Regions from separate parts of the Homo sapiens genome. Here region 2 is linked to region 1. Evidence: chromatin loops called from intact Hi-C (ENCODE). Cell type or tissue: left lung. All regions are shown on one strand. Each heading gives the region's core, and the rest is flanking DNA. Links, peaks and the distances in the headings are about the cores only.

Evidence for each region. A loop is a pair of places that touch in the nucleus more often than their neighbours do. Peaks named below come from ENCODE experiments on the same cell type or tissue, not always from the same donor. Only the 100,000 strongest peaks of a DNase experiment are listed, where the experiment ranks them.
Region 2: it touches region 1 in a loop (2.3-fold over the local background); 4 of 110 quality-filtered maps call a loop at or near these places.

What each region holds. Positions count from the first base shown.
Region 1 is chr21:39,100,093-39,110,592 of GRCh38, reverse strand. No RefSeq gene overlaps it. Among named protein-coding and RNA genes, the nearest start is that of LINC02943, 21 kb to the right of the region's middle. In left lung, for the core only: no CTCF peak of the experiment used is centred there; no DNase peak of the experiment used is centred there; H3K4me3 peaks cover 737 bases; H3K27ac peaks cover 2,500 bases.
Region 2 is chr21:38,920,874-38,931,373 of GRCh38, reverse strand. ETS2-AS1 (ETS2 antisense RNA 1) reads left to right here. Exons shown (of 4, transcript NR_120405.1): 2 at 7,681-7,736. Among named protein-coding and RNA genes, the nearest start is that of ETS2-AS1, 12 kb to the left of the region's middle. In left lung, for the core only: no CTCF peak of the experiment used is centred there; a DNase peak (open chromatin) is centred at 5,208; H3K4me3 peaks cover 943 bases; H3K27ac peaks cover 1,394 bases.

The sequences.
Region 1 (10,500 bases), core at 4,056-6,555:
TCAAATGGATTTATTTTCACCAGTTCCCCACACATGGGACATGTGACACCGTACCTCCTGAAGAGGTCTCAGTTTAGACCAGAGCTTCTCAACTTTGAACGGACAGCAGCCACCAGAGAGCTCATGAGAATCCATAGTCCTGGGCCCCTTATCCAGAGATGGACTGATCAGTATTCATGGGGCCAGTTAATCTACTTTTTAAACATGTATCCCAAATGATTGTGAGGGAGATAGTATGGGGACCGCACACTGTGAACTCCTGGCATTATTATGGAAGCTCAGTTTTGTCACATATTAGCTGTGTGACCTTGAGCAAGTCACTCTATTTCACTAAGCCCTAGTTTCTACATTTTAAAGAAGTGACAATACTGTATGAGTTAGGTTGCTTTCAGCTGCAACTAACAAAAAACCTGATTTCATCTGGCTTCAACAATCACGGGATTTTACTGGTCTTGGCAATTTAGGAGTCCTGATTTTAGAAGAACAGTAGATGTATTAATCAGCATTGTGAGCACCAGAAGCATGGAGGCATAACGCCACGATGTACACCTCTTGCTCACCGACAATTCAGTGCCGCTAGCTGGGCCCCTCCTCCATTCCTGATGCAGAGATCCACGTTCCTGCCCTCTTGTTTTCCCCATCTCGGCACCTGGCTACTAAGAGCATCATGGGATCAGGAGAGAGGAAAGCACACTGGCTCTTACCTGCCTTAGCCAAGAAGTGACACATACCACTGTCATTTACAATTTAGTGGCCAGACCTAGACATATGGCTCCAATTTAACTGCAAGGACATCCAGCCTCCAGAGCTGAGACAATAACCTACCGCATCTGGGGCACTTCAGTATGGCAGCCCTAGTGGCTCAAGGCACGTGGCAAGCACATGGAATATTTCATGAGTACTAACTGCTTCTGCCAAGCTGAGCTTGAGGTATAACTGCACCAGGCTCTGGTTCTGTTTCTCTGTGGTTCTTTTGCCTCTGCCTTGTCCTACATCATGAATTGGCTTTGTTGGATGAATTGGCTCAGGCTGGCTTCCCTCCTGGTTGCAAGAGGATGTCCAAGGGCATCCAGGCTTCACATCTTCCTATTAATATTTGGGGAGAGAGGTGGTGTTTCCTCCTCCATCTGAAACAGAGCTCTTGAGCTCTTGAGACTGACTTAGGACACACACTGTCCACCCTGGACACAGTCGGGGTCCATCTTTGGTGCTAAGGATAGGGCCAACCTCATCCTAATCAGAATGCAGCGCTTGGGAAGGAATGGAATGGATGTGGGGAGGCTGCAACGATCCCCACACCACACACCTGCATCCCAGGGGTGGTCATGAGCTCTAAAAAATCAGATCCTGACAAAGCACTTGGCTAGTGGCTGGAACTCGAAGGTCTCGGTAAATATCAGCTGTGATGATGATTATTTAACGAAAAGTGTTGTTAGACATTGGGGCACAAACAATATTGTCCTAAACCCTGAGTTGGTGAAGGCGATGCCAGCTGCTAGAACACATAGTTCCCACATTTGGGATCTTTCATGCTGAGAGGCGGAACTGAGAGAGCGGCTCAGGGACCCAGGGGCCTGTGTCATTCATCCTGTGGTCCACCGTGGCGCCCCGGGCTCCCTTGCTTCCTGCTGGGTGGTGGAGGAAGGGAGGAGGAAGGGTTCTGTAGCAGCTTCTTATGGGCCAGCATGGATATGGCTTCCTTGCTTTCACCCCATTCCATCAAGAGGAGCCTGCCCTCATCTGCCAGGGAGGCTGGGAGATGAAGTCTGGCCTGTACCCAGGAAGTAGAGGGCAGAGTTTGAGGACGCAAGGGAGCGGAGAGGTTCTCTCTCGACTCTGCAGACCTGGGCTTCCAAAGCCCCTCCTTCACTCATTCAGCAAGGGCTTAGCGAGAGGATGAGGAGCGCGGCCCGCCCTTGGGGAGCTCCCGTTCTCAGCCCACACCTGGTTAGGGCCCCTGGAGCCCGGGCCTTGTTGGGCAGACACAGGTCTCCCCGCTACCTTGCACACCTGTGGGAACAGAAGAATCTATGGAAGGTGGTACCTGGTGGGGGCAGGGGTAGGAGGAGCTGAGGAAGGAACCAGCTCATGCCAAGAGGTAGAGATTGGACTTTTGACCAGACTTGGGCCCGATATGAGCCAAGACAGCCCCCAAGAGCCCCCTGAAGCCTCAGTTGGGGGAAGGCCACGAGTGGGGTTGTGCCTCAGTGGACAGGGTGGGCTATGAGACAGTGCGCGGCTGGAGCGGGCGCCCGAGGAGGCATTTATTAGTGGCTTCCCTCCTCCATCCTGTTTCTCATCCAAGTGGTTTTGTGCATACACACCCCATGGCTGTTGGGTCACTAGATTGGGATTGATGGCCTGGACTCAAATTAGTAGTTCCATATTCATAGGCTCTGAGAAAAACCTTTTCTTTTTGTTATGTTGTATTTACTCACGTGCTGTAGACGGCACCAGTTCAACGCAGATGGAACCCCAAGGCTCAGAGCTTGCTGTACTTGCTTCGGCCTCCGCAGCACCTTGGTGCCAGGATTCTGAAGGAAAACCACACCATCAACAGCACTCGCCCCTGGGGCTGGGTCCCCGTGGGCGGCCCCACCTTCATCCTCTTCGTTTCTTCACCACCCATCTCTTGCTGCCTCCGTCAAAGCCGCTGTGTAACCAGATGTCCTTTATTTCCTTAAATACTCTCAAGTATTTGTTCTCATTCAGAACTGTCCCTGCAGAAATGACTTCTCCCAGGGCGCAGTGGTGGGTGTTGGCGACCTGCTTGCCTTCCCACTGCCTTCTCCAGGAAAGGCAAGGACGTGGAGTCCCTTCGCAGAAAAGAAACTCTCCACATAGGAGCAGGAAAAGGTTCATTTTCATTTGGAAGCTTTGGACTGAGAGCCAGGAAGAGTCCCAGGAAAAAAGACTTAAGTAGCAAGAAACCACATTTTAAAGCATAGAGGCAGCCTTTCTGGGGTTCAGGGGTTCAGAGGCGTCTTCCAGCATCAGGCTGCCTTCCCTCTTTCTGCTTGGCCACCTCTGTGGGATGGGTGCTTCCTAGGCCTATCTTCTGCTGGTTGAAAGAAGGCTGCTGCTGCTCCATCCATCACCTCCACACTCAGCCGGTTTAGAGTCAGACCTATTTCTCCTCACATGCCTGTCTTTATCAGGGAAGAAAACTTTTCTAGATATCACTGCCACTACCCAGGTTTCTTCCAGCCCGCCCACCACGCTCACCCAATCCACACCCCCTTGACTTGACTCCCTGCATGCTGTACACAGGCCAAGGCGGATTCTTCCTCAGGTTCGCCCAGGTTCACATCTCCTAGGTGCCTTCCTCTTCCTCTTCCGCCTTTTCTGAGCTGAAGGCTGGGGCTCTCCCTGGGGCTTGCAATTTCCTCTACTCTATGCCCGGGAGAGCAGGCTACAGGCCCCGATGCTCCAGGGCTCTCAGGTATCTTTCTGGATATGGTTAAAAGCTCTGTGCTCCAACCATCGAGGTGTGGGCTGCAGGGGGTCAGGTTTTCACTTGCTCCTGCTCTCCATTCTTCTGTCTCGGATCCCCTGGATCAGCCAAGGCAGAGGCTTGGGTTTCTAACATCCTTTGACCTTCTGGCGTCCTACCTGCGGCTGGGCCGTTCCCGTGGGAGGAAGTCCTCCTACCCCAGGGAAGAGCCTCGCTGAGCTGGTGCTTCTCTGCTTGCTCCCCGTGTGCTAAGGAACTTAGAAAATCCTCCTCCTCAGTGAGAACTGGCTTTCATGTGACAGTCGTGCCAAGATGCAAACAGATTCCCACTTGACAGCCCCAGTTGAGGAAGACTTTGTTATTAAGTAAAGTAAGTGCGAGGCACGTAGAAGAGTGGCTGGCACGCAGGAGCACTCGACACACGGTTGCTGCTGTCACTGTAGTGATTATTAGTGAGATAACTGAGCTTCAGGTCAGAATCAGTCCTGTCCTGAGGCCTGGACAAGAAGGGCCTCACCTTGTCCTACCATGGGGCCAGGAGCCTGTGGGGCTCAGAGGACATACCCCACCCTCACTTCCCTTCTAGACCATGCTTCTGGCACCTGGGACTCTGGAATTCCCACTCAAATGGTCCAAAGTCAGCTTCTTCCCAGGATCCCTCCCAAGAGCAAACCTGCAGCTGGTTGTGTACTGTTAGGCCCAAGGGGTAGCCAAGGAGTGGCCAAAGGGTGGCAATGAAGTGGAGATGGCTGTGTGTGTGGAGAGTGTTTGGAGTTTGGCCATGTGAGCTGCACAACCACAGGTGCCTATTTCTTAGGAGGTGAGACAGAACTGGGCAGGGGAAAAAGAAAGGGAGAAAGGAGGGGGTGGGATGCCAGCTAGTGGACAGAGCCACTTCCTCCCAGACCACCATATTCCAGCACTGTCTTGGGAGCCCAAGACCTCCAAATTCAAACCAGGTTTTCCAGGTTGTTATAAGGCATATTTATCAAGCAGGCGGCTAGAACACAACTGAACAGCTTGTTAACTTGATTTATTACTTTTCAGTGTTTAGCCGTGTGGTTTGTGGGCCTCCATTTTTATACATGCCTTGGGCCTCACCAATGCTAGGACGGGCCTGACCAGAAGGGTGTGCATAACTTGCTGATATAGCACCTTAACCACTGACAAAGCAGTTTTTATTTATATTATCTTGTTCCATTCCTCCACTCAACTTTCAAAACAACCACAGACTGGGGTATTACTATTATTCCCAGCTGACAGCGTTGAATGCTCTGAAGCTAATATACCATGTAATTCAATCGTGTAGTTTAAATTTCTTTCCTAAAAGAAAAATGATCAAGACACTGTATACATAAAAGCCAGTGTTCACTCAATGCTGTTTTTTTTTTTTTTCCCATGCAGCAGACCCGTCCTTGCTTGTCCTAAGTAACACAGAGTGGCTTTGTCTCCCCAGGAGATATTTTCTCAAAGCTACCATTCTCCACGTGCCTCCCAATGACCTTCTTTGAAAAGTGTCACCTCCCAATAAATACCTGATGCTTGGCAAGAAGGCCACTACAGAGATATTCGAGCACTGTCCTTGTGCTCAGCACTGTGCCAGATTCTGCCAGAAACAGAAAATTATAGGGCATGGTTCCTGCTTGCAGAGTAGTGAATAGAGCTGAGGAAATAAGAGTTAACAGTGAAGAAATACAGAATGACAATGCATATTTTAATGCTACGTTGTGTGGGAAGTCTAAGAGCAGGGGTCGGCAGACCTTTTCTGTAAAGAGCCAGATTGTAAATATTTTAGGCTTTGAGGGACAAATGGTCTCTGCTGCAAGCTACTCAACTCTGCTGTTGTAGCTCAAAAGCAACCACAGATGATAGGTAAGTGAATGAGCATGGCTGTTGCTGTGGACTCAGTGTGTCTCCCTCAAATCCATGTATTGAAGCCCTTTGAGAGGTAATTAGGTTTAGATGAGATCATGCGGGTGGAGCCCCCCATGGTGGGATTAGTGACTTTGTAAGAAGATGAAGAGACCAGAGCTCTCCTTTTCGTCACAGCAAGAAGGCAGCCACCTGCAAACCAGGAAGTGAGCCCTCACCAGAACCCCAGCCATGCTGGCACCCTAGACTCAAATTTCCAACCTCTAGAACTGTAAGAAATAAATATTTGTTGTTTAAGTCACCCAGCTGATGGTATTCTGTTATATTAGCCTGAGCTGACGAAGACGGTATTCCAATAAAAATAAAGGGACACTGAAATCTGAACTTTATATAATTTTCATCTGTCATGAAGTTTTGTTTTTCTTTTTAAATTTTTCCAACCATTTAAAAATGTTGCAAGTATCCTTAGCTTTCTGGCAATACAAAAACAAATGGCAGGCTGACGTTAGCCTTTGGGCTATAGTTGTTGACCTGGGGTCTACAGCAATGTCTCCTGAATTGTTCAGCAGAACAAAATTACTCATGAGCTATTAATAAGCATTCAGAGCCAATAAGTCAGGGAATGGCTACGTACTCTGCATCCTGGTTAGAGAGTCATATTGTGCAATAGCATATTAAAGGCTCTGAGGAGTCCCACAGTAAGGAAAGATGTTCATCATGTGCATGTTGTTTATTGCAGCATTTTCCAAACTTGGTCATGAGAATCCTCCTGCTCCTCCATCTTCCCTTCTTCTGCCCTCCCTTCCTCCCCTTCCTCTTAGACTTCTTCTCTTTCATTCTCTTCTTCCCCTTCTTCTTTTTCCTATCTTTCTCTCTTCTGCTCCGTCTTTCTCTCCTCCTCCTTTTCCTCCTTCTTTCTGTTTCTCTATTCCTCCTTTCCTGTCTTCCTTCTTCTCCTTTCCTCTCACTTCTTCTCCTTCCTTCCTTCCTCCCTTCCTCCCTTTCTCTCTCTCTTTCTTTTCTTTTCTTTTCCTTCCTTCCTTTCTTTCTTTCCCTCCCTCTTTCTTTCTTTTCTCTTTCTTTCTTTCTTTCTTTCTTTCTTTCTTTCTTTCTTTCTTTCTTTCTTTCTCCTTCCTTCCTTCCCTCCTTCCTTCCTTCTTTCCATCTTTCTTTCTTTTTCCTTTTCTTCCTTCTTCCTCACTTTCCAGCTTCTCCTTCTCCTTCTTTCTTCTCCTCCTCCTCTGCCACAGGATAGGTATTAACTCGTACACTGGATACTCTGAAGAGCCCAGATTGGGAAACGTCCAGATGCACTAAAGCTGTTGCTAGCACAGTTTGGAAGTGGTGGGAAGAGTTTGAGGAATGTTTATGGAAGAGCTGGAATTTAAAATTACACAACTTTCTTATGAGTTCAATTTCAGTGGGAGAGAAGTTATTTTTTTCCTTGACAAACAATCCTGCCCTCTTGAGGGACACGTGTCCTCTGCTGTGTCCCTGGGAAGCTCCATCCCTGGAATGGAAGGGATCTTTGGGGGGAAAACCTGCTACTGACTTGGATTTCAGGGTCTGTAACGTGCCAGTGTGGACCATAGACTCGTGATCCCCAGTGCAGCCTGATCCTTCCCATCTCAGGCAATGGCCAGAAACATAGGATTCATCCTTGACTCCTCTCTTGCTTTTATACCAACATCCAATTCATCAGCAAACCTTTTGAATTCTACCTTCAAAATACATTCTGAATTAACACTTCTTATCACCTCTAGCCCAGTCCACCTGCCCCACAATAGTTAGTGCTCCAGCCCCCCAAGTGTTCCCAGACCAGAGGTCTTCAGAGTGTGGAGGTACAGAAACCATTAAACATTTTATTTATATTAACTCATTCCCCATCCTTCTGTCATTTAATAATGTGCACATTGTACATTTTATGGGGTATATATTATATTATTAAAACAGAACATGTTTACAATTTATAATGTAGTGTTGAAGAGGGAAGCTTTTCCTCTGCCCTTTGACGATTCACTGATATGAACTAATAACAGATTAACAGGAGGAAAGGCAGGCATATTTATTAACATGCCTAAGCATGGGAGCCATACAAAATATGAGGACCAACGAAAGGCTGGATGGTTGAAGCTTTGATACCCTCATCATAGCAGGGAGGGAAGTGAGGAGCTGCAGGCAATTTTAGAGGGTAGTCAGTGATTTTAGGGTGCATGAATGGGCCTGAAGACCAGACAATGGTTTGTAAATTATTTTCTTAGGATGCTGAATGGGACCAAAGGACAAACAGCAGCTTGGGGACAAGTTATAGGAAATTAAGGGAGGGAACTGAAGTGTGAGCAAAGGCCGCCTTGTTATGTACGTACAGTCCCTCAGGTAATCTCTCAGAGCTGCCCTTAGAAGAATAGATGGAAAGTCTGTCTGGATGTGGAGACTTTGAGTCTCTTCTCTAGGGGTTAATCTTTCTTCGTTGTTCAATAAGATTCCTAGGGAGGGAGTTTAAGACAATTGAATTCCTTTTTTTTTCTTTTTGAGATGGAGTCTCACTCTGTCACCCAAGCTGTGGGGGCATGATCTTGGCTCACTGCAACCTCCACCTCCTAGGTTCAAACAATTCTCCTGCCTCAGCCTCCCAAGTAGCTGGGATTACAGGAATGCACCACCATGCCCGGCTAATTTTTGTATTTTTAGTAGAGACAGGGTTTTGCCATGTTGGCCAGGCTGGTCTTGAACTCCTGACCTCAAGTGATCCACCTGCTTTGGCCTCCCAAAGTGCTGGGGTTACAGGTGTGATCTACCGTGCCCTGCTGACAATTGAATTTCTTTTAGCAAGAAGTTTCCTCAATCATAAGAAGATTCCAGAGAGAGCCCCTCTCTGCATTTGGTTGTTGTGGGGAGGGGACAATTGTGGAGAGAAACAAGAGAAGGTTAGAAAGTCTATGGTTCTGCGGTAGCTTTTGAGGCTTTCCAATTTCCTTTAATTAAGATGTGCTCAGCATATCAAAGCACGATACTTTGGGGTATTGTCCTCTGAGCCCCAGCAATAAATAATGTGTGTGTGTGTGTGTGTGTGTGTGTGTGTGTGTGTGTGTAGATGGAGGGGTGGAGAATTTGGGTAATTTTTGCGAGCAATTTTTTCTGCACACATACAATAAAAGCCAATCCTTTTCCTGAGAATAGCTAGAAAAGAAGAAAATATTAAAAATATCTGAAGGCACTGGACAGTTCACAAGGCAGTCAATAATTTTAGGGACAAGATCTGGGAGAGAAATAAAATACAGAAAGGTGAGCCAGCATTGTGACCACTTTCCCCTAGGTATCCTTTTTCCAGAAGAGGTGCCTGAGAGAGTGAGAAGCTAATAGAGCTGTTGATAGACAACAGGGATAGGAGAACAGACATGGGCATTCAGGGTCTGCAAGGAACTTGAGACCCAGAGTCCCCTCCCCCACAACTATCTCAGTATTTGTGTTGGGAAAACCACGTAAGGGTACAGCCTAGGAGTAAAAATTGATCTAAAATAGTCTGGCATTTGCAATAAATTAAGCCAGGTTTGAATTGGTTCAACCCCAGATTGGATTAAGGAGGTTAGGGATTGTTAGGGCCCATAGATTCCAGACATAAGTAACTGTAATTTCTGTCTGGAAAAAGGTAACATTCTTCCATATCTCCATGTATTTCATGTACATTGTCTGGCATGCAACCAAAATAACCTGGTGCATGAGGAGACAAGACAGTGTTGAGAGAGAGACATATATCTAAATTTGTGGATTTAAAATAACCATGCTTAATATGGTCAAGGAAATAAATACAAATTGGGGATTTTGGCAGAGAACTAGAAAGTATAAAACAGAATCAAAAGAAAATTTTAGAAATGAAAAAAAATATCGAATTCAGACCCCAAGGTTTAATACAGATTAGACACAGCTGAGGAGAAAGTGAACTGGAATAAGAAAAATATCTAGAATAAGCACAAAGTGAGGAAATCAGAAAAGAGCAAGAGACATAAGGATGCAAAGTAAAAGGTCTAACAAGGAGAAGAAGGGAGAAAATGAGAGAGTGGTAATATCTGAAGAGATAATAATGAAAAATTTTCCCAAACAGATGACAGGCTTTAAACTACTTATTCCAAAAAGACTCTGAACCCCAAGCAAGATAGATATGAGGAAAACCACACTTAAGTGCATTGTAGTAAAGAGGGAAGACAGAGGGAAAACTTCATTAAAAAAAGATCAAATCCAATTTCCTGAGAATGGCTGGCAAAAACTACGTGACCTGGCCTTATCTTCTCAGCTTCATTTCTCACCACCTGCTACCTTGTTTCTTTAACCTTTATTGGATGCTCCTTTAATGCAACAACCTTATTTCCTGGTCAGGACTGCTGTTTCCTTGGTCTAGAAAAATCTTCCCAGATATTTATTTGGCTTCCTCCCTCGCTTCATTCAGGTCTCTGCTCAAATTCAGGGTCCTCAGAAAGGTTTCTTTGCTGACCCTCAACCTGCCCAGGACTCTATCTGTCTCCTTTCATGGCATTATTTTTCTTCCCTACCTGATGTGATATTCCAGGTGTATTTATGCAGTGGTCCCCAACCTTCTTGGCACCAGAGGGTGGTTTCATGGAAGACAGTTTTTCCACGGCGTGGGGGATGGTTTTGGGATGATTCAAGTGCATTCCATTTCTTATGCCCTTTATTTCTATTATTATTACATTGTAATATATATAATAAAACAATTATACAACTCACCATAATGTAGAATTAGTGGGATCCCTGAGCTCGTTTTCCTGCAACTAGCTGGTTCCATCTGGGGGTGATGGAGACAGTAACACCTGAAGTGTGGTGCTTATGTCCAGTCTACTTTGTGATCTCGTTTTGGTTGCTGTCACTGCAGAAAACCCTGCTTCACAAAGATAGGATGTTGGAAATGGAAGCAGGCTTTCCAGTGCTTTTCTGGCAACCGCAGGATATTCTGCCTTGACTTTAATCCAGAATGTATGGAGATGGGAAGTTGTCTCAGACCTACCTTTATTGCCACTTGATGCAGCTGTACAACTGAAGCTCACTTGCCACCATGAAGCCTGCAGCTTAATTGTGTCTTGCCACTCACTGAGAGGGTTTTGTTATGAGTCTGAAAGCAGTTGACTTATTATGGTCTCTGTGCAGTCAAACCTCTTGGC
Region 2 (10,500 bases), core at 4,095-6,594, 180 kb after region 1:
TGTTGTTTGAAGGCAATTTAATGAGAGATGGGTGGGAGCAATAATGAGGGTGGTCTGAAAATCAATGTGGTAACTGTCTCCTGCATCTGGACGGAATGTACTGAAAGGAAGTCATATATGTTTAATGATGTGTTTGTTAGTATTCGAGTTCCTTGTGACTAGCTGGGGGCCGTTCCTTTAAGAGCATGCTTTTAGGGGGAAAAATCTGCTCTTGGAAAAAGAAAATGAACAAACTCAAACCTCCACAAACACTTTGTATATTGCACACTGCTGCACTTTGGCTAAAGTGATGGTGAAGTGGGTGACCTCACTTCCCCCAGGCAATATCTTGCACAACTTCAGAAGGAGGAGTGGGGTCAGTCTGGGGGATATTGCTCCATCTGGAGTTTTCTGAGTTTCTGGCTGCTTGGACATTGCTTGTCTGTTTCCTTTAATAGAGTGGGTGACGGCTGTCTCAAGGCAAAGGCTTTATCCCCAATACCCCCTACTCCTTGCCATTTGACTTTTAACTGTTTAATCCAAAGCTATCTTCAAAAATATAAATAGTCTTAGGAAAATATCAGGGCAGGCCTTGCAGGCATGGCCCAGCAGAGCATCTACAACAACCCAGTTTCTTGGGGTGCCCCCTGATCCACAGGTTGCCAAGTTGAGTTGCATTCTGTGATTTAACTGCTCTATCCACCACTGATAAAGCCTGCCTTCCAGGCAGGCTGTCAGTCAGCAAAGTGTCCTGGCAGAAGAACACTGTCTTAAGGCATGAGGTAGCCTGAACAATGCCCCCTCTCTTCCCCCAAAAAAGCCTGTGTCTGAATCCCTGTGAATATGTTACTCTACACAGCTGATGTGATAAATAAGGTATCTTGTGATGGGAAATTATACTGAATTATCTGAGTGGGCCCTGAAGCATAGCAGAATAATATGCCTCCCCAATATAAGCCATGTTGGTAACAGGATTATTTTAAGCTGAAGGCAATTGAGAAGAAGAAAAGCTCCCTGCCTTCCCCCTGTTTGTCTAAAAGCGGAACATAAATTTGTAAAGGTATCCCCCTCCTTTCTCTACCAAGAAGGGCAAGTGTTAATCATCAGAGACAGCTCTAGACCCTTATCAGCCTGTGACGGCACCAGGGGAATCAACAAACCTTATTAACTAGCCCTTATCTACCATTAGGTTTTCCATATATTTGTCTTCCCACAATGTGTCCTCCCCCTTGAAACTCAAAGCCCTTTTCTCTTGTCTTGTCACTTCTCTACAAAATTGACTGTTCTTTTGTTAAAATTCTATGTAAACCCAAGTTCTATCCACCCCTCTGAGTTACTCATCCCTGAGTGCTCCTCATGCATGGTTAAGATGCACACATTAGTAAACTTCTGTCTGCTTTCCTCTTGTTAATCTGTCCTTCATCAGTGCCTTAGTCCATCTTCTGCTGCTATAACAGAATGCCACAGACAAGATAATTTATTTCAAAAAAGAGAGATTGATTTAGCTCACAGTTCTGGAGGCCGGGAAGTCCAAGTGCTTGGCACTTGCATCTGGCCAAGGTGGGCCCATGGCAGAAGGCAGAAGTGAGCATGTGAGACAAGCAGAGGAAATTAGACTGAACTCATTCTTTTCATCAGGATCCCACTTCTGCAACAACTAACCCACTCCCACAATAATGACATTAATCTATTAATCACCTCTTCAAGGCCCCACCTCCTGATACATTACATTACATCACATTGGCAATTAAGTTTCAACATGAGTTTTGGAAGAGAGACATTCAAACCATTAGCAATTAGTCTCATTTACAAGACTATAGCTGGGGAACCTAGGAGGGTGAGAGTAGACGTTTTTTCCTTCTTTATGGCCCCCAAATTTTGTGTTTTTAAAGCCACTAAGTCTATGGTAATTTACTACAGCAGCTCCAAGGAAACTAACACAAAGGATATTGGAAACTAGATAATGACTGATCAACCCACCCTGTCACCCTCTTGGGAAGCATGAGGAAAAGACTAACCAAGAATTGGCAAGGGCAAAGCAGCATGCTGCAAGAGGAAGCCAGACATGGGAGCTATGTGGCCACAGGCTTGTGACTAGCAGAAGCCATATGTCACAGCAACAGAGAAAAGAGCCACCATCTTCGAGGAGCAATGAAGATGGTACCCCTGGCCCACTGCATTGGTTCCTCCCTACATGCTCACACCTCTGTGCAGCATGGCTGGCAGCTGGTGGGAAAGGTTCCATCCATCAGACATCCCAGTCAAACACTTAGGCCCAAGTGTGAGTGAGCTTCAGACTCCTCAGTGGACAGGGCTGCTGGTGCCAGGGTGGGTTGGGGCCCTGTTGTACAACCTTTCCATCCTTATCACCTCCCAGAAAGAAAAACTAATCGATTTAAACTTAATTTAATTTCCTCACAACAAAGGAAATTCAATACTAAAGAGTAAGAATGTGCTGTAGAGAATGAAAATTTAAAGGGCCACAAACCATTATGATGTCTAAGATTTGTTGACCCCTTAAGAACCAGTTTTCTGCCCTTTGGAAAGAGCATCACCCCCATTAAGGATGTGGGGTGCAGGGAAGGTGAGGCTGCCAGTGAAGAGCTAAGTACACACAGCAGGTGTTGGCTGCAGACAGTTGTCTGGGCTGGCCCATGGCCTGCTGCAGTAGAATCTTTCCTGTTCACATGAAAACATGACTGTGTCAGGAGGTCCAGTTTTTTCTCCACCTCAAATGTGTACAAGTGTAGCTGCTACAATTAAATCAAACTCGTTCCTCTATAATAGCTGATGATATTCAGGCCTCATCAGACTTTTCTCTTATTCTTTGGACTCTGCCTTTTTTGACGTGGGAAAATTTTTGGTTCCTTTTGGACTTTCCATCGTCCCATAAATGTTCCCCTCTCTCTCTTTCTCCCCTACCCCCTAACTGAAGTGGGAGGAAGAGGGGTCTTTGTCACTTCTTTTCACCCTTCCAGTCTGCAAAGTAGTTACTTGAATTAACCGTGAACTAGTGACTTAGAATCTTAAAAGTGTTGAAGCTTCACTGGCTGGGCTCTCTCTGTTTATCGAAAAGCCTCTTTTGTTTTTCCGCAAACCATTGTTTATACGAGACAAAAAATGTTATATTCATGGCAAAGTTGAAATTCTGGAAGATTAAAGATAAATATCTACTCATAGACTTGGCAAGTAGAATTAATGCTACATTTGTTTCATCAACAGGTATTTTTTGAGCCCCAGTTAGGAGTAGGCCGGTGTCTTAGGAACTGGAACTCTGTGGTAGACAAGGTGGAAGATTTCTGCTCTTGTGGTTTTTCAGTGATGGGGCCTCAGTGCCTTGCAGGTGAAATGCAGATACTGAAGCTGAAGCAAGCTCTGTGGCCCATGGCCCATAGCCTACGGCACTAAAGGGCAGGCACCTGCTGTTCTCTGGGCTGTGGAGTCACCTTGCAGCATCTCACCCATTCTTGTTGCCACATTTTTCGAGAGCTATTAACCAACTCAAGTCTGTTGGAGAGGAAACAGGCTGCAGAGGCCTTGGGAGGCCATAGCCCATGAGGAAGGAGGGAAATCATGGGGCAGCCAGTCTGGAAATGGGCACCCTTGAAGGTGCACCTGAGCTGTTCTCAGAAAGCTGGAGGAAGATCTCAAGTAGGAAGAGTTAGACATGGGTTATTTGCTGCAGAGTTCACAACAAGGAGTGATGGGTTGGAAGCTCTGGAGAGGTGACTTTCAGCCCTGGAGAGGAGGCCAATGTGTGTGAGGCTGAAGAATCCCCCCTTCCTGCAAAGATACCCACATTCTAATCTCTGGAACCCGTGAATACATCACTTTATAGGGCAGAGACTTTGCAAATGTGATTAAATTAAGGATCTGGGATGGGAGTTTGTCCTGGCTCATCCAGGAGGGCCCTAAATGCACTCTCTAGTGTTCTTATAAGAGATGGGCAGAAGGAGATTTTACATAGACAGAAGAGGGCCATCTGATCGAGGAAGCAAGATGCTACACTACAGGCTTTGAAGATGGAGGAAGGAAGGGACCAGGAGCCAAGAAATGCAAGGGATGTAGCTCTAGATGCTGGGAAAGGCAAGGAAACAGATTCTCCACCACAGCCCTTGGAGGGTGCTAGCCCAGGGAAACTGGTTTTGGACTTCTGGCTTCCAGAACCATGAGAGGATAAATTGCTATTTCCTTAAACACCCAAGATTAAAATAATTTGTTACAGCAGCAAGATAAAGCTAATATACCATGCTAAACAATTTCTTTGAGACGTAGTGAGGTCTCCATCCCCAACAGTGACTGATGGCTTCTCAGAGTGTGTCCATAAAAGAGATGGTGACCCTGGGGGGCAGGTTGCACAGGAGAATATCTGAACCCCTCGTAGCTCTAAGCATGTGGGATTAGTTTGCCAAGGCTGCCATAACAAAGAACCACAGACTGGCTGTCTTAAACAGCAGAAATTTATTGTCTCCCAGTTCTGGAGGCTGGAGTCCAAGACCAAAGTGTGGCAGGGTTGGTTTCTCCTGACTGGTAGATTTCTCCTGAGGTCTCTCTCCTCGACTCATAGATGCCGTCCTCTCCCTGTGTCCTCACAAGCTCATCCCTCTGTGTATGTTTCTGTCTCCTCTTCTTATGAGGACACCAGTCAGACTGGATTAGGGACTCACCCAAATAGCGTTACTTTACTTTAGTTACCCCTCTGAAGACCCCATGTCCAAACAGAGTCACATTCTGAGCTACCATGGGTTAAGGCTTCAACATATCAATTTTGGGAGACACACTTCCACCCTGACAGCTATGTTGTACAATGACATCACTGTCATATCTATTTAAGGGTATTTCTACACACACCTCTGCTTTCGATTTGAGAGCTTAATTAATTTATTTTATAGAGATGGGGTCTTGCTATATTGCCAGGCTGGTCTCCAACTCCTGGCCTCAAGCAGTCCACCTGCCTTGGCCTCCCAAAGTGCTGGGATTATAGGCATGAGCCACTGTGCCTGGCCCTGAATTTGGGAGCTTCAGAGGGCAAGTAAAGAGAGGGGGGAACAAGTTCAGAAGTAAAAACCCGCGATGCCAGGAAGTCCTTACAGCTTTAAGCTTCACATTTAATCACTTCCCACAAGGAGAAGCAGGCTGGGTGTGCTCCAGGCTCCGGAAGCTCCAGCAGCCCCAGAGATGAGGGTGGTCTGCCCCCCACACTCCCTGCCCCAGCCCATCCTGGACCTTCTCCTGACACACAGCAAACCACACTTAGCTGTCATTGATGAATCGGAGCCTCTGCCAGACAGCCGGCCAAGCCGACGCTAACTCACCCCACAGCCTGAAATAGAAACTCGCTCGTTTTCCAGTGTGTGACAAAGAAGGAAGGTATTTAATTTTGAAAGGAGCTGAGCCAGCTTTATTGTGGGTCATTTTTTTCTGGAGCAAAATCCTCTCTAGTTTTCTCCCCAGGCTCATCTTCCTTCTGATCTATGGGTTAGCATTTTGGATGGGATGGTTTTCTGGTGTGGGGGGCTGTCCCCAGTGCTGCAGGATGTTAGCAGCACCCCTGTTCCTACCTGCCAGATGCCAGAAGCACCCCTGCCCCATTTGTGCCAACCAAAAATGCCTCCAGAGGTTGCCAGTGTCCCCTGGGTGAAACAGCACCCCGTTGTTGAGAAGAACTGGTCTAATTAAACGGCAGATTAGTTAGGAAGAATGGGCTGGTGTCCTGGCTCTGCCTCCTCTGCTGGGAATACAGCAGGCTGAGATGTGTGCCTGACATCTTATGATGCTGGATATGAATGGAGGGACCGCCAAAGAAGGCAGGAGCCTCTTCAGTGGTGTGCAAGGAGGACAGCAGTGCATGGTTGATTTTATTTATTTAATTTTACTCTTTTGTGACAGACAGGGACTCTACTTTGCCCAGGCTGGCCTTGAACTCCTGGGCTTGAGCCATCTTCCCATCTTAGCCTCCTAAGTAGCTGGCACTACAGGCACATGCCAACACCCCTGGCTTCTTCACTGGGTTTTGAATCAGACAAGTTTTTCCACTGGTCCCTTGAGTGGTTTAGAAGCCCACGCTCGGGGCTCCAGATGAGACCAGAGAGTGTCCTCAGAAGACAGTTGGGACCATCTTCATGCCTCCCCCATGATGCCCTGTGTGAAGGGCTGCACTGAGATCTCTGCACATCCCTCCTTCCTTCCCCTGCAGCTGCAAAACACCCGCTGCTCCTTGAATACTCCAGACCACCTACCCCAGGGCCTTTGCACGTTTTCCCCACACAAAGCTTTCCCCCTGTATTTTCACTTACCTGGCTCCTTTTCCTCACTGAGGCCTTAGCTTGGCATTCCCTGAACGGGGGGAGTGTTCAGGGGGATTCAGTTGCTCTGCAGCCCATGACCCACCTGATGTTCTTTATAGCACCCTGTGCTGTGATGGGAAAGCTGGATTTCTTGGCTTGGGGCTGTAGGTCTCAAGGTACTCAAAACCATGAAAGCAGAGTCTGTTTGTCTTGTTTGCTGCCAATTCTCAACCTTGAGAACACAGAGCAGAAACTCAATGAACAGTTATTGAATCAATGAAGGAATGAATGATGCAGCCTGTAGTCCCCCTGAAGGATGTGAGTCCAAAGATCAGAGGGGCCCCTTTCAGCTCATTGTTTCTCCCACAACCCTTTGGGCCCGGACTGGCACCCATTAAAAGGCAGACATTCTTGGGACTCATCGCCCCTTTCTTGGGATTGGTGGAGCGCCATCTGAGAGGGGAGCGGGCCTCGGCTGCAGGCAAGGGGCTGGGTGACACCATCAGCAGTGGATCTGCAGGAAGGCTGGGGAGGGGATATGGAGGCTCCAGCTGGCAGCTTCACTGGGGCCGCCCCTGCCTGTGTCCTCTCATCTTGCTCTTTTTTTTTTTTTTTGAGACGGAGTCTCGCTCTGTCGCCCAGGCTGGAGTGCAGTGGCACAGTCTCGGCTCACTGCAAGCTCCGCCTCCCGGGTTCACGCCATTCTCCCGCCTCAGCCTCCCGAGTAGCTGGGACTACAGGCGCCGCCACTACGCCCGGCTAATTTTTTTGTATTTTTAGTAGAGGTGGGGTTTCACCATGTTAGCCAGGATGGTCTCCATCTCCTGACCTCGTGATCCACCCACCTTGGCCTCCCCAAGTGCTGGGATTACAGGTGTGAGCCACTGCGCCTGGCCTCATCTTGCTCTTTACAGCCAAGGGAGTTTCCAAAGGTGAGGGAAATGCTAGCACCAGCGCCCGCCCTCCATTCCAGAGCAAGAGACACTCATCCAAGGGCACCAACCTTCGCCTGCCTTCCATGACCACAAATGGGGGCTTTGTGGAGAGAAGTTCTTCTGTGGCTTATCTTACGACCTCTGGAAGAAATCTCTTCCTTCTTTCTGCCCAGACTATAGAGGGAGGGCAGAAAAGGAGTGGAGGTGGGGAAGGTCAATAGTGGAGTTGAAGATAGCCATGCCTAAGTGACCTTTCCACCCCATTAGAGGTGTCATCACTGGTGTAAAATGGTGCCCAGCCTCGTATCTCAAGTGGGGATGGCTCAGCCCTGCTAAACTTCACTGCCTTTCCTCTGGGGTGCATTGTGTTATATGGTGTCTCCCCCAGGTCTGGCCAAAAAGAGAGCTTCCTAATGAGGCATCCTGGAAACTGATGGGAACTGTGTTCTTATCCATCTCCCCCATCTCTTGTGCCCCAGGACATCAACTGGGAGTGGCCCAGAAGCCCGAAGCTGAGAGGACAAAGCTCACTGGGGTAAGTTAACATCACTCCAGATCAGCCCCGGTGAAGTCAGCGAGAATTGCCTACACCTGAAAAAATGTGGCAAACTTATTTGTAAAGCTTATCTGACACTTTTGTCTATATTTGATACATTCAGTCCTCCACAATCTCTACTTTACCAAAATCCATGCGGGTGCATCATAAAGAGAGATGCTTGATGACCAAGTTGTTCTGGACAAATCAAGGTAAACAGATTATAATTACTTCACAGGGATTATTTTTGGAATGTAATGGCTGGTCACTCCCTCGACTGTGTATATCTCTTGACATGTAATTCAGAAACATGGCCTGTGCCTTAGGGAAAGCATGAAGATACACATGAGATGGGCATTCATGACCTCTTTAGTCATGCCAGAGACGCTCAAAAATGACATTCTTGAAGATCTTTATTCTTGATGCTTAATTTTTCATTTGAAACTCAAACAGTAGAATACTTCTTTTGAGATTTGAGTTTAGGCAATTCCTTTTCAAAAGAATACATATACATGGCCAACAAGCATATGAAAAAAAAGCTACACATCACTAATTATTAGAGAAATGCGCATCAAAACCACAATGAGATACCATCTCACATCAGTCAGAATGGCTATTACTAAAAAGTCAAAAAATAACAGATGCTGGTGAGTTTATGGAGAGAAAGGAATGCTTCTACACTGTTGGTGGGAGTGTAAATTGGGCCAGCCACTGTGGAAAGCAGCGTGGTGATTCCTCAAAGAGCTAAAAACAGAACTACCATTCAACCCAGCAATCCCAATACCAGGTATATACCCAAAGAAATATAAATCGTTCTGTCATAAAGACATATGCACACATATGTTCATTGCAGCACTATTCACAACAGCAAAGATATGGAATCAACCTAAATGCCCATCGGTAATTGACTGGATAAAAAATGTGATACACATACACCATGGAATACTATGCAGCCATAAAAAAGAATGAGATCATATTATTTGCAGGCACGTAGATGAAGCCATTATCCTTAGCAAACTAATACAGGAACAAAAAACCAAATAACTGCATGTTCTCACTTATAACTGGGAGTTAAATAATGAGAACACTTGGACACATAGAGAGGAGCAACGCACACTGGGGCCTACTTGAGGGTAGAGGGTGGGAGGAAGGAGAGGATCAGAAAAAATAACTAATGGGTACTAGGCTTAATATGTGGTTGATGAAACAATCTGTTCAATAAACATTCGCAGCACAAGTTTACCTATATAACAAACCTGCACATGTACCCCTGAACTTCAAGTTAAAAAAAAAGAGTTTAGTGCAGTTCATTGTTCTTGAAAAGGCACACACGAAGTCTTTTCTCATGACCAGCACTGCTTCACAGGTGTTATCAAAAGTACCGAACAACAAAACGCTCCTTAAAAACTTGGGCTTGCCACGCAATTACAAATGAAAGAGTGGTTTTTAGATTAGGATTAATTTTATGACCAAATAGAGGGTTGAGCTACTTTGAACATGCTGCAGTTGACAGTTTATTACACAAGAACAAAGGCGTTGGTGCATAAAACTTAGGTAACAACTACAATAACTTAAAACAAATCTCAGGGGCCATCACATTTCTACAGTTGAGACTTTTTTCCCAAGAAGGAAGGCTGCACCTGCCCCCTGCCAAGACAGTCCGTTGCATGGCCCTAAGAAAACCACCTAACTCAGTTGGAACGGTACCAGTTTTGTGATTAAAGTAGGGCTTGGGTCCAGCCAAGCATTAGTTTTGAAGAATGAGTAACTAGGCTGTTTCGGGAGCAGCAGTGTTGGTAAGATCAAAACCAGGCGGGGGAAGAAGCCCCAGGCCACTGGTGTTTCTGAAAGTGTGCTCCCAGAGTCCTCAAGATATATTCCTACTTGGAACAAGTATCAGAATTTTATTCCTTTTTAAGGCTGAATACTATTCCACATTTTTGTTATTCATTCATCAGTCATTGGACATTTGAGTGAAAACAGAACTTTTAATCTTACTAGCTCATACATGAACAAGACATGAGTTTGTTCATATGAGCTAGTGATATTTTTAAAAGTCAGTTTCTTCTTTAGAAAAAGAGCATTTTAAGCAAGTTCACTGAAGAAAATTGCCCAACCTCTTTAATAGTGTGGGGAAAAATAGATGATAAAATACAAAAATAAGTAGGCAACAGCATGTATTTAAATCATAGCAAACATGTAAATAGGGATATCATTCCTCCCCTACTCCTCCACCTCAGGTTTTTTTTGTTGCTGTTCTGGAAAAATATTCGGGGTACAAAGACTGCATTTCAAAAATAGAATTTATGAGCCTAATCATCTTAACAGGGAACATAAATGCCAAAACAGCTTCTATGAGTCATTTCTTGGATTCTAAAAGGAATTCATTTCAAACAGGAGTTTTCTCGTCTTTGAGGTTTGTTTTAAGAAGTTCCAAAAGCAAATAGCAAAATAACAAAATGCCTGGAGCTGCAGATCTCGAAGCACCCTTCAAAATAGCAGCCCTGGTGTCAGACGTCTGGGGCTGGCTCTGGGCTGGAGGGGTCTCCATTCCTCTCCTAGGTCTGTGGACCATGAGAAGATCATTGCATTTAAGAAACAACAATGCTAAGGAATGGGTAGGGGTTCTGGGGAATGGAAGTGTGAGAAAGAAAACCAAAGGATCTTTGAGATTTTTAAAAGCCATGACTATAGTTTGGAAAGGAATCCCACACAGGAGCACCAACGTAATTCTGCTGATTTTTCTTTTTAAACGTTCTGTGTT